Regions from separate parts of the Homo sapiens genome. Here region 2 is linked to region 1. A link is a contact called in ENCODE Hi-C data. All regions are on one chromosome and are shown on one strand. The core of a region is the stretch at or near the end of the contact, and the rest is flanking DNA. Distances in the headings are between cores, read along the strand shown.

Region 1 (6,600 bases), core at 1,686-4,185:
AAGAATCTGACCACAACCATGAATGGGCAGAGACTTGACTGCATGTGTAGCTTTTGCACTCTTTCCACCATGCAGGACCACACTCTACAAAGCCCTAGAAGTCTGGGCAGAGTCTGCACTCCATTAGCATGGTGTTCAGGCTGGACATGATAGGATTTACCTGATTCAAAGATTACAAAATGGCCAGGAGTCCTTTCTCAGTTCATGAGAAGTTGAGTTTCTCTGGGGAAGAAGAAAAGTGTTCTTAAATAAGAGTAGATGAAAGAAGAGGCAGGAGAAGATTAGAGAACTATAGGGCATTAGAGGATGGAGGATGGTCCATATGGATAAACTTCAGAAACCTAAGATATGGTGTATGATCCTCCTCCTCCACCCATCTTGGGTGTCACAAGGGATGAGTAGAGTTAGACCCAAGAGTTTTTTTTTTTTTTTTTTTTTTAGTTAATCTTTTACCTGCATTGATTTGAGCATGCTTCAAGCACTTTAAGTAAAAGAATGTATAAGTCTGTGTTGGTGGGTACTGTTTGACATAAGGGCAAAGTCCATAGAAGTTCTACGGAAGCTCAGGATGGACTTCAGATCACTGAGTTTGAGGCTGTCTCATAATTACCATGTGGATGTTGAAATGAAGCAGAAGCCATGAGGTAAATTTCCCTGGCCCATTCCTCATGGTACAATGAGAAATACCCATCCTTGAAAAAGACACCAAGGTACTGTAGCTGTCAGGCAGATCACAGTGTCCCTATCTAACAAGGCTCAGAGAGGTCGGACAGCTTGCCTAGGTTACTACACTAAGTGGCTGAGCCAAGACTCAAATCCAAGTCAGTCCAAAATCTTTCCAGAACCACACCATGAACACTTTGTCTTTTTCCTTCCATCACTGGCTTTATGAGCCAGATAAAAAACAGGAGTAGCTAAGCATCTTTTTTTTTTTTTGCTTTATTAGTAGTGTTAATTGATGCCCCAAAGTTGTACATATTTATGAGGTATAGTATATTTCAATGCATGTATACATTGTATAATGGTATAATGATCAAATCAAGGCATAGCTATCAACTCAATTAGCACATCCATCGACTCAAACATTTATCATTTTTTTTTGTGCTGGGAACATTAAAAATCTGGTTTAATTATTTGAAAATAGGCATTTTTAATCTAAAACCTCTTCTTCAAGTATATATACAGTTAAAATCTCTGTAACACTGGGAAGAGGGAGGGAGTAGATCCCTGGATAGGGAAGTAGACACTTACAGGATTGTTTTCTACTGACTTTAGAGGAGAAAGAGGAAGCAAGATGTGTGTCTTCTGTTGCCTTGTTGTCACCAGGGCATTCTAGAGAAGATCAATGAGCGTCACCTCCACTTCTTCTCCTCTTATATTCCTATTGTTCCTTATACTCTCTGGCAGTGATTCTCAAATTTGAGCATGCTTAAGAATAATGTATGGTGCTTGAGAAAACACAGGTTGTTGGCAACACTCCTGGAATTACTAGTTCAAGCATTCTGGGGTGAATCCCAAGAAAGTTGCATTTCTAACAAGTTTCTAGCTGCTGCGGCTGCTGATGATGACGATGATGATTAGAGAACAGCTTTGAGACTGTTGCTCTGAGGCCTGTTTATGGCCTTAAATTTGGTCAAACATCAATTGGCAAAGTTAAAAACAACAACAATAAAACAAAAAAAAAAAACAAGTCAGTTTCTGGACAACACCCAGGACAGCTGAATCATAATCATTGGACTAAATGATACCTGGGTCCTTTCCCACTTTTTCATTCCATGACATTCTTAAAAGATTAAGAATAATGAGAATCCAGCGATGCCTGCAAACAGTCAAATCTCAATTTTTTTTTTTAACTTTCCTGGCATGTATATCACTTAATAAGACCACCAAATTACTAGTATTTTGATAATGGCTATTTTGATGTCACAGTAGAAAAAGCAGGTCTTTGGAATTAAACAGATTCAGATCTTCCATTTGCATGTGTGTAAGCTGGAGATAACATAATTATTTAATTTTATGATGATTATACAGCTCTTTCACATAGCATCTAATATGTAAATTTATTTTTTTATAAAAATAGAATAGTGTCATTCTTTATTCATGTGTTCCATAAATATCATTAATTTTGTATATCTGACACTCATAGGATTTAATGCCACAATTGTTTATGGTATATTACATTGTATAATTGGAGAAAATGTGTTGTTTATGAAATGTGAAATGTAATATTTTTTTTTCCTTTTTCTTTTGCCAGGAGTGATGGCTCACGCCTGTAATGCCAGCACTTTGGGAGGCCAAGGCAGGCAGGTCACCCGAAGTCAGGAGTTTGAGACCAGTGTGGCCAACATGGTGAAAGCCTGTCTGTACTAAAAATACAAAAATTTGCTGGGCATGGTGGCATGCACCTGTAGTCCCAGCTACTCGGGAGGCTGAGGCAGGAGAATTGCTTGAACCTAGAAGCAGGGGTTGCAGTGAGACAAGATTGCACCACTGCAACATAGCTTGGGTGACAGAGTGAGACTCTGTCTCAATCAGTCAATCAATCGATAAAATATTTTTTTTCAAATCAAGGTATCCTTAATTGCAATGTTAACAGTGATGAAAGGACACAGTGTCCAAGACCACAGTGACCTTTTTCTTTTGATTATTTCAGCAGAAGAGTAGGAAATGAGAAAGCAAATATTTTCTTGTGAACTCTAGACTTATGGAGGCTTTGGGCAAACAAGTCAATATTATTATCCTTACTTCAAGTTAGGGCTTCTGCAAGCCTACCCTAAAGGGTCAGATACAAGGAATCTCCAAAAGTTGTTCTCTAGCTATACTTCTAGCTGAGGGCAAAAGCAGCAGCTCCTGCTCATTTGTGAGTCAAGCAGGTGTTGAAATTCAAGCTTCTACAAGTTATGATGAAACTGCAGTGGGGAGTGAGTCACACAGGATCCCAGAGGCCCATTGCCGGTGTCAGGAAGCTAATGGATTATGCTCGCCACACAGGGATGCCAGGCCATGTAGGTGGCCTGACCTGGTTTGGCTGTGCAGAGCAGGAGATGCCTCTAATACCCAGCCAGGGCTGGGTTTCATGCAGCCCTGGAAAGTTTTCTCCAAGCAACTCTGACCCCAAGGAAAATGCTGCTTTTGCAGACTGAAAGCCTTGAAATTGCTTTAAAATGATTTGGTGAAGGCAACCTTGACTCAGGTCTCCCCAGGAGCAGGAGGATTCTGCTGTGAAATGACAGCAGGACACTGAGAACTTTCCATATACTTTACATGCCAGATCTCAATCTTTGCAACTACCTACTATATAATTATACACAATTTAAATATATTAGCTTATTTTATATAATCGTTTTATGCAGGAGATCGCTGAGATTTTATGAAATGGTGTAACTTAAATAGATTTACCCAGCAAGCAAGGGTTCATGTAGGGGTTCAAACCTAAGACTGTCAGATGGCAGATGGCCGAAATGTTCTCTTTTCTTTCTTTTTCTTTCTTTTCTTTTTATTTATTTTTTTGAAACAGAGCCTTGCTTCTTCGCCCAGACTGGAGTACAGTGGTGTGATCTCAGCTCACTGCAACCTCTGCCTCCCAGGTTCAAGTGATTCTCCTGCCTCAGCCTCCCCAGCAGCTGGGATTACAGGCATGTGCCACCATGCCCAGATAATTTTTGTATTTTTAGTAGAGACAGGGTTTCACCATGTTGGCCAGGCTGGTCTAGAACTTCTGACCTCAAGTGATCCGCCTGCCTCGGCCTCCCAAAGTGCTGGATTACAGGCATGAGCCACTGTGCCCGGCCGATGTTTTCTTAACTACTCCATCTATGTTCTGCAAACTTGGGTCGTTTAAACATCTTCTGCACTATGATCAAATTATGTATTTTTAAAAAGTTTTTAGTGTAAAATAGTTGTGCCTCAATCTAAGCAATGTTATCTATTAAACTATAGTTTTGATGCTTTACTTGTGTTTTTTTCCCCTAAAACATAGTGAGGTTAAAAAAAAATCTGTTTTGCTTATATATTATGATCATGATACATTAGGGTGATATAGCCACTCAGCATGTAGCCTCTCAAGGAATGTACCATTCTTCACTATTGTTTATCCAGGATATCTCTTTCTGCCTCCTTGCCCTTCTTCCTCTCTCCCTCCCTTTCATTGTTCCTTTCTCCTTCCTGATCCCAATTTTCAGGAAGCTCACTACATCTGTTTTGGCCTTATTACATCTCCCACCATTGCCCTATGCTTTTCTCAGCTACTTCTTCAAACGCTTGGTAGCAGACTGGATCTCCACCTCTCCAGATCCCTATCACATAGCCTCAAGTTTCCTGAGAATCTCTTTAAAGAAAAAAAGTGGAGATGTGGGGTGGAAAAAAGCAATAGAGGAGAATGACGACAATAAACACAATTACAGAGCTCTTACTACATGCCAGGATATGGTATAAGTACTTTTCATATTTTAATTATTTCAAACCTCACTGCAACATTATGTGATAATAATAGTATTATTCTATGTTACAGATGAGGACATGGAAACTGAAAGTGCTTGTCTCTTGTCTAAGGTCACCAGCTGGGACAAGGATGTGACCTAGACAGTCACTCGGTAGCTCAGAGTTTCAACCTCTTTTCTAAAAACGTCATGCTTTTAAAAAATTCTCTTTGGTTAATTCTTCTCTACAGGTTTTTGATCAGTTCTTTGGATTTTTCTTGGAAACTCTCCAAAATGTCCCTGAAAGAACCTTAGCCTTATTGTAAAAGTTGTTGGTTTTATTTCAGAAAGGGGAACTCATGAATGCCCTAACATATGTCAAATTTTCCATTCTGACACTCTACAAAGGTCTTTAACCTTACAAAAGAACATTCATTCCCAAACATAGTATAGGGAAAATTTTATGTTTATATAACTTAAAATAGGGCCTTTCTGTTTCAAGGATGGAAGTCAAGAGCTAAGAATATGTGGACACTGTAAAGTTCTATACTATGGTTTCAGTCATGAGCCATGACATTGAACCTTTCTGAATATCAATCAGAGTCCCTGACTCATCGCTTTGTTACAATATCAACTATGTAAGAAGTAGACCAAATTTTGACTAATTATATCTTAAAAATAAACATAACACAATAAACAAATTTGTTTTTATCTTATATCAGAGAGAAAGGCTGGTAAACTGGAATAACCATGGCTCTTGGAATTAGGAGGATTTCAGTTAACACCTGGCCACTTTTGAGCTGGGGGACATAACATTAAAACAAGCTTCAGTTCCTTGTCCAAAAATGAGCTTAAGGATCTCAGAACTGGGGGAAAATTAACTGCATCCAAAGTCTATTTAGCACTTTGGATGTGGAAGGGATTCAATACTACCCCATCCCACAACTTCTTTTTGCCATCTCTAACATAACTAGTTCTAGAATCCACATCCCTGAACACCAAAGCTTAAATAAAAGTCCACCAATTCCTTGAAGTATTTAACTTTTCCTAAGACAAATATTTCTTCTTTAAATTTGAAGATAGCCATAGCAATTTCCTTTTGTCAGATCCTTATTTTGTGAATCCTAGATCCAGAGAGTTTAGCATCAATTATAGCACAGTTCATCAAAAACAATCCAATCCTTCATTAGGAAGTTCAGATTTTTTAAGACAATTCAATTAATAGCATCCACCAACACATGTATTTTCTCTTTAGACCTACACTGACCTGAGGTCTTTTCTTCCCTTACGTTATTCCTCTGTTTCCCCATCTCTCACTCTCTCCCCCACCCCCAGTCTATGTTATGTATTCCATTCAACTTCTGTTTTTTTTTTCCCCACCAGCCTCTAATTGACCTGCTTTCTTTCTGTCATTCTCCTATTTCCTCAGAAATGCATCTGTCAAAGATGGAGAAGGAATAAAGTCAATTGTGAAGGCAATGACCTTGTACTCTTAAATTGGTTTAAGTATTAAGGCATGAGAATGAGAATTCCCGTATTAATACATTTGTCCAACTATATTTCAATTACTCTGTCTCATGTTATCCTAGCCTTTACTCTAGGAGCTCTTGAGTACCACATCTTATCTGTACACCTACGCCTGACAACACTGGACCCGAGGAACCCAACCATCTCTGCCCCAAACCGTTGCCCCTATTTTGGAAGCCCATGCTGCCTCCTTAGTTGGCCAAGAATGCCTCAGCAAGTTGGGTGGAGGGTCATATGACCCTAACCCCACCTACTAGTATTTGGATCAGAGGCAAAGCTTTCCTCCCAAGGAGGGTCCACACGTTCTTTCTCCTAGAAATTTGGCATCCAGTTTCACCTTGTTCAGTCAGGCTCTCTTTTGAAATCAGAGGTGATGTGAAGCCATATTTGTGGCAGTCATATTTGGTCCTGTGATGGCAAAGCAGAAAAAAGCAAAGGGAATTAATTGTGGAGAGAAATGAAAGATGACAGCAGAGAGAAGAAAGGAGAGATGAGGCAGAGAGAGGGAGATAAAGAGAAAGAAAGAGAACTAGAGATGAGAGGCTATGTTGTCCTCAGAAGAATCTAGCTGCCTTCAATCCAATAGTGATTTATTCTTCAGTCCCTAGTTCAAGTGGGGCCTTACTAACTTTCCTGAACTTGGATGATCTGAGAA
Region 2 (6,081 bases), core at 2,178-4,677, 320 kb after region 1:
GGAGGAGAATGGGAATACCTTGGGGAGGTGGCTTCGGGATACTGGTGATGTTCCATTTCTTGATCCAGGGAGAAGTGGTATACATGGGAATTTACATTATGAAGATTCGTTGAGTTGCACAATTGTAATTTTTGCCCTTTCATTGTGTATTTTATAATTCAATTAAAATTTTAATAAAACCAAGAAACCAAAAAAAAAAAAATGTTAAGAATGATGGCCACAGGCCAGGTGTGGATTGATCACATCCCAGACCAGAAGGTATAAGAATAAATAAGTAGATTAAAGTGATACTCTAAGGACATTAAGAGGCTCAATGATTGGTCACTGAGGAATCAGGAGGAGTCAGATAATTGTTAGAATTTTGTGTAAATTTACTCTCTCCCTCTCTTTTGCAAGCTTCTTAAAGGTGTGTCTGTATCTCGTTCCTATTATCCCCACAGCCAAACACTACAATGGATGTGGAATAAATGAGCAACAAATATTGAATTAATAAATAAACATCGCACTTTCTGATGAGGCTGGAGGCTCTCACTTGATAGCAGAGGATAAAGAGAAGAAGAAAAGCAGGTCAGTAAGCTGTAGTGCTCTCAGCTGTTACTTCATCAGAAAAGGAAATAAATATAGAGTTGTTTTGAACAGCAGTATCGATGTTTTCTTAGGTCTAGTGGACACAGCAATGAGTCCTGACACGGGGTGGGAGACCATCTATTGACAGTCGGCACTCATCATAAGCCTTTTAAAGTTTTCTGCGGAAAGCCAAGATGAAGTAAAAATAGCACCGTATTATTCTAGGTCTGACTGATGGGAACAGTTGCATAAAGGTTTCTTGTTAAGCGCGTCAAATGTTACCCTTTGTGTGACTTTGGTTTAGCTTGCTAGTCTGATTAAATTCCATTCACCAGCAGAGGAAGCGATTGGTATTTATATGTCTGAAGCTGCTCTGAGTCTGGCCGTCCTAGACAATGTGGATATTTCTGGAGAGAGAGGGAGAGAAAAGCCAGGGTTTATCCACTTGGTTTATAAATGGTCACCAAGAACAAATAGATATTGTGTAACCTCATGAAGTGCAGTCAGGTTCAGTAGATCTGCCTGCATCTGAGCTGTTTCACATCAGCTTTTTTCTTTTTTTTTTTTCTTTCCTGGATTTATAAAGCTTTTAATAGTCATTTGCCAAAGCATTTTTTTTTTCTTCATGGTAAGTGGATTTTTTTCTACAATATATTAGATGCTTAATCACTTTCTTATAATGGGCATATTTAGAAAAAACTGTTTCTTAAAAAAAAATTGAGGTTCATGACTATAAACAACAACTTCACAGCTTGGACCATGGCTAGGCCAAGGGATTTTGAGTGAGGCTGGCTAAGTTTTCACACCTCTGCACTTACTCTTGTCACAGACATGTGACAGCAGTGAAGGAATTTGGGTTAAGGGCCTGTTTTTCCTTAACCGTAAAATCGTGAGCATACTATCTAACTAACAGTTTTATCAGTATTTCCATCTTGCAATAATGTATATTTAACGCCTAAGATGATTCCTGGCATACAGAGACATAAACATATATGCTACTGACCTTCTCTTTGTCCGTATTTTGATACTGAATTACAGTTAATTTTTATGAGCAGCTTTGTTTTATCTTATACCAAGAGCCCTAATTTATTTTACCCTAGGATAATTATATTTCAATTTCGGTTTTGCTTCCGGTTACTTTCCTCACCATCAACCATCAGTATTATTACTGTGTGTCAGTGGATGCTGGTATTCCCATTTGTTCTTTCTTTATCTGCTGTGAAATCAGGTATCTACATTCACAGAAAGGAAGAGCAGAATCTGAGTTCAGGCCTAAGGGGGCCTTCATGGGTGAGTCCCTGGGCTCTTAGAGTAGCCCTTGGACATCTCTCTTGGCTGCTCAGGGTTCAACTCTTCATCCTTGAGGATTCTTCTTGGATAAGTGAGGTCTTGCTGATACGTGTTGGCAACCCCTCAAGAAGTCACACTTTTGCACATGAAGGATAGAAGCTCATTGTAAAGGTCTATAGAAATGAAGGTTAAATATCCTCAAAATAAGATTATAATGCATTTTATGAGAATAGACATTCTGCTATGCTCATTTAAGGGAGGCACCAATGTTAAGAATAACTACACATTCCTACTCTGATAAAAAGAAAAATAGCTGAAATCAGTTTTATCAATAAGGAAAAAAATTAGTACACATTGCAAGGATCAGAGCAGAGCAATGGGAAAGAAAAGAGCAGATCTATAAGCTGGGCATGCTGACAAGTGCCTGTAATCCCAGCTACTTTGGAGGCTGAGAAGGGAGAATCGCTTGAGCCCAGGAGTTCAAGATCAGCCTGGGAAACATAGCAAGACTCTCTCTCAAACACAACTCTCTCTCTCACACACACACACACACACACACACACACACCAAACACAGATCATCTGAGGCAGTGGGTCTGGAATGAACTGGAATGATCATCTGAAATGCAGATGATCCCACCAGGTAATACCAATGTTTCTGGTTGTGGGGCCACGCTTTGAGAACTGGTTCGGATTCTGGCTGCTCAGCGTGGTTAAGCATGGTGCACAGACCAGTAGCATCGGTGACACCTGGGAGCACTGTTATGCATGCAATCTCAGACCCCCTCTCAGACTTACTGAATCAGAACTTGTGGGCACAGTAAAACTTAAGATTCACCAGTCTGAAAAAAAAAAAAAAAAAAAGCAGACCTGAAAGCAAACAGGCAAATGGTCAACCCACTAGTGGAAGAAAATCAGCTGTAATCAAGGGTTAACATTTGGGCAAATTCATATGGAAATGGAGTTTAAATGATCTTGCATGTCAGGAAATTAAAATGGCAGAGGGGTAATGGGAGTTGTCACAATAATATCTCACAAATGGAGAAATGCTGTTGCCTAGGATGACCAATTGTGCACAAGTTACTTTTCATCCTCTGGCTGTGAACAGAGCTCAAAAAGTATATTCCTGACCTTACTTCCTTCTATAAATTATTGACGCTAATACCTCCCTGTCTGTGGATGCACTGAGAGATAACAAAGCACACACGCAGCTCTATAGCCTCTTTCCTTCATATTCTCAATCTTCAGTGTACGGATGAAGCCACCAACCTGGCAGAGCATCCAGGGAAAGCAATTACTTCATTTATGACACATTTAAATTTGTTGAGTAAACAATTTTGAGTCTTCTATGGGGCCTATTACACTTGAGCCTGAGAAGTACTTATTAATAATTTTTCAGCTAATATTTACTCAAAGCACTCTAAATCAGCATTTCTAAATAAAGCTGAGTCCAAAGGGCAGAGGGCTGGTAGGCAGATGATGAGGAAAGCTGACTCTCAACATTCCTTTAGAAAGTTGAGGTTTATAGAGGGTTGGTTTTGGCAACTCCACCGGAAACTTATGTTTGGATAGCCGTCTAATTCTAAACCAGTTCTGACTTTGCCCAGAATTTGGGTATGAGACAATAAATTAGCCTGATATTGTTGGAAAGAAATCTACTCAGGCTAAGAGTCAGAAAACAAACTTGCTTTTATTAGCTCTGTGACCTTGAATATGGCACTTAGCATTGCAGAGGCTTAGAAGGTAGGAAAGTAGGGGTGGGTGGGGGGAACACTTACTGAGAGCAAAGCACAACAGACTTCTACAACAACGGATATTAACCCTGCTTACTCTGTCTCCATGCACTCAAAGACACATGCAAGAGACACAGAGATGTGTATTAAAATGCAGAGTTTGCTGCAAGCTGTTATCAAATCAACTTGATCGTATCAGCCATGTCTCTAAAGTTATCTGTTTTGATTCTTCTTCAGGAACTACTTTCGGCTGGTAAGCAGATCTTACAGTACAGTAGTTAAGCATATAATGTTTGGAGCCTGACTGATATAGGCACAAATCTCAAGTCCACAACTATGTGAACGTTGGTAAGTTGCTAAACATTGTTAAGCCATTGTTTCCACATCTGTAAAATGGAAAAAAAATAATTGTTCCTACCTCAATGCTGTATATGCTGAATGAGAGGGAGAATGTATAAAAGCTCTTACCATAGCATAATACAGAACCTAACACAAACTTAGCCTCAATCAATTCTAAATATTTTGACCACTGTGAATTTTGAATTATTTACTTACACTTTAATCAGGATGGTTATTTCTATCTATTTTATGATCTTTGTCCATCTAGATATCTCTTGCGGGATACTTTCACCTGGACTACATTTGTAGCTATTTAATGATTCCTAAGTCCGATGCATGACCAGTCCTTTATCCCAACCTCTCTTAAGTTCAATCCCCATTCAGGTCCTAAACACATTCACCTTTTTCCAGGTATATTAAGTTTGGTTCCTTAGAAGTGGGTATCAGGAAAAGGATCCATGTGAATACAAATAAATCAATAATCGATTTTTTTAAAATGATAAGAGATAGGGAATGTGGGAAGAAAAGAAGGCCCCACAAGAGTGTGATATCAAACAATGTGCCAGGGAGGTAAATGTTGGCTCAGCCCCACACGTGATCTCTGGAGACAGCATGGATTCTACACAGGTTTGCAGGTAAACTAGCTCCCTGAAAATATTGGAATTATTCCAAACAGATGGCAAGATAACTGGCTATATCCATCACTCATTGTTTGAGGGCTGCCCCAGAAATTTGAAGGTCTCCATGTATTAAGGCAAGTTAGCTACTGATAGCCTGAGGGAAGACTGCCTGCTAAGAAGCACACGTGCTAGCTGTTGAGAGTAAAGGTATACATGGAACTGACCATGAAAACAGTGTAAAAGGAATCATAGGAACATAGGCAGAGCCCTGACAGCATCTGCCATAACAATAATGCTAATATTAATGTAATCAGAAAAGGGGTCTTGATGCAGACCTCAGGAGTGTGTTCTTGCAGACAGGAATTCAAGGTGAGTCAAAGAGAGAAGAGAAGGTTCGTAGAAAGCTACCCTATTACAGAGCAGGGCATACTCAGAACACAAGAAGAGGAATGCTTCACAGTAAGAAGAGACAGTTTCTTGAAAGCTATTCCATTACTGAGTAGAGTGTCCTCAGAAAGCAAGTGGAGGAATTCACTATCTTTGCTTGAAGTTTTTCTTACACAGGAGTCTTACCTATGTAAAGAATAAACTAAGCTGTGCCTACATGTGGGTGGGCTGACAGCATGACAAAATGTATTATTCTATTGATTTAAATAAAACTATCTGTGACGTGTTAGTGTGTAAGTATATTAAAGTATAACTGTAATTATCTTGAAAGCACATATTGTTATGGTTATTGAGAGATCTAGGCTTTCTGTTTTTATAGGAGTTTGTCCTTACAGGCATTACCAAGCTGACTCCTTAGGTAAAAACATCTTAGGACTATGGGTCATGACTAGCAAAGACTGTGCCTTGCCAGTTTTAAGATGGAGTTGATTTTAAAATGGTGGCACTCTGGCTTTCCTAGGCTCCTGCTTTCCTAACATTAACATCCCAGCAAAAAGTTTCCATGAACATAGTAGTCTGCCCTTTGTACTTTTGCCATCATCTCATGTTGCTGGGTAAGGATTATTAGTCCCAGTGATAGATGGTTTAGGTGAATATAATTTAACATACATGCATATGTACACATACATAGACATAAATATTTTCAAATTCCTGTTTAGCAATTTATTCCATAATATTTGGTTTTACTATGAAAGTAGGTCATTTAATTAATTAATTAATGTTAGTTATACAAATTTATCTTTGCTATAGTGCTTTACATAAAAAGGGGAATAGTCTTTGGTAAAATGTATTTTTAAGTATTTAAGTCCCTTTTGAGTCAAGGTAGTTTCAGTCATCAAAAGTTTGCATGTATAAATTGCATGGAAAAGTCCCAAAGGAGTGCAAAGAGAACTCTTGTCTCTCATTTGGGCTACAAGAGACACACTTTTCTAAGATTATGACTCATGATAGTTGCTATAATGGTGCATATTAAAACTTTTTTTCAATAATATGAGAAACAATGTTGATTTTCAATTACACACGTAAAGAGCTGAATAGAGAGTATCTGGATTTCTGCCATGTATTATTCTTCTCTCCAGTTCCTGC

What was found. A loop is a pair of places that touch in the nucleus more often than their neighbours do. Pooled maps may share reads with other maps.
Region 2: a map of gastrocnemius medialis shows a loop between it and region 1 (3-fold over the local background). The contact joins two enhancer-like sites. A Hi-C loop is called at or near these places in 2 of 168 maps with a recorded cell type or tissue (endothelial cell of umbilical vein and gastrocnemius medialis) and 1 of 50 pooled maps.

What each region holds. Positions count from the first base shown.
Region 1 is chr16:64,158,621-64,165,220 of GRCh38, forward strand. No RefSeq gene overlaps it. Among named protein-coding and RNA genes, the nearest start is that of LINC02165, 430 kb to the left of the region's middle. Within about 2 kb of position 2,936, at least 3 of the 41 ENCODE cell types and tissues checked have a DNase peak (open chromatin) inside an H3K27ac peak, as active enhancers do.
Region 2 is chr16:64,475,249-64,481,329 of GRCh38, forward strand. LOC105371310 (a long non-coding RNA gene) reads left to right here. Exons shown (of 4, transcript XR_001752234.1): 3 at 441-567; 4 at 3,827-3,964. Among named protein-coding and RNA genes, the nearest start is that of CDH11, 640 kb to the right of the region's middle. Within about 2 kb of position 3,428, at least 2 of the 41 ENCODE cell types and tissues checked have a DNase peak (open chromatin) inside an H3K27ac peak, as active enhancers do.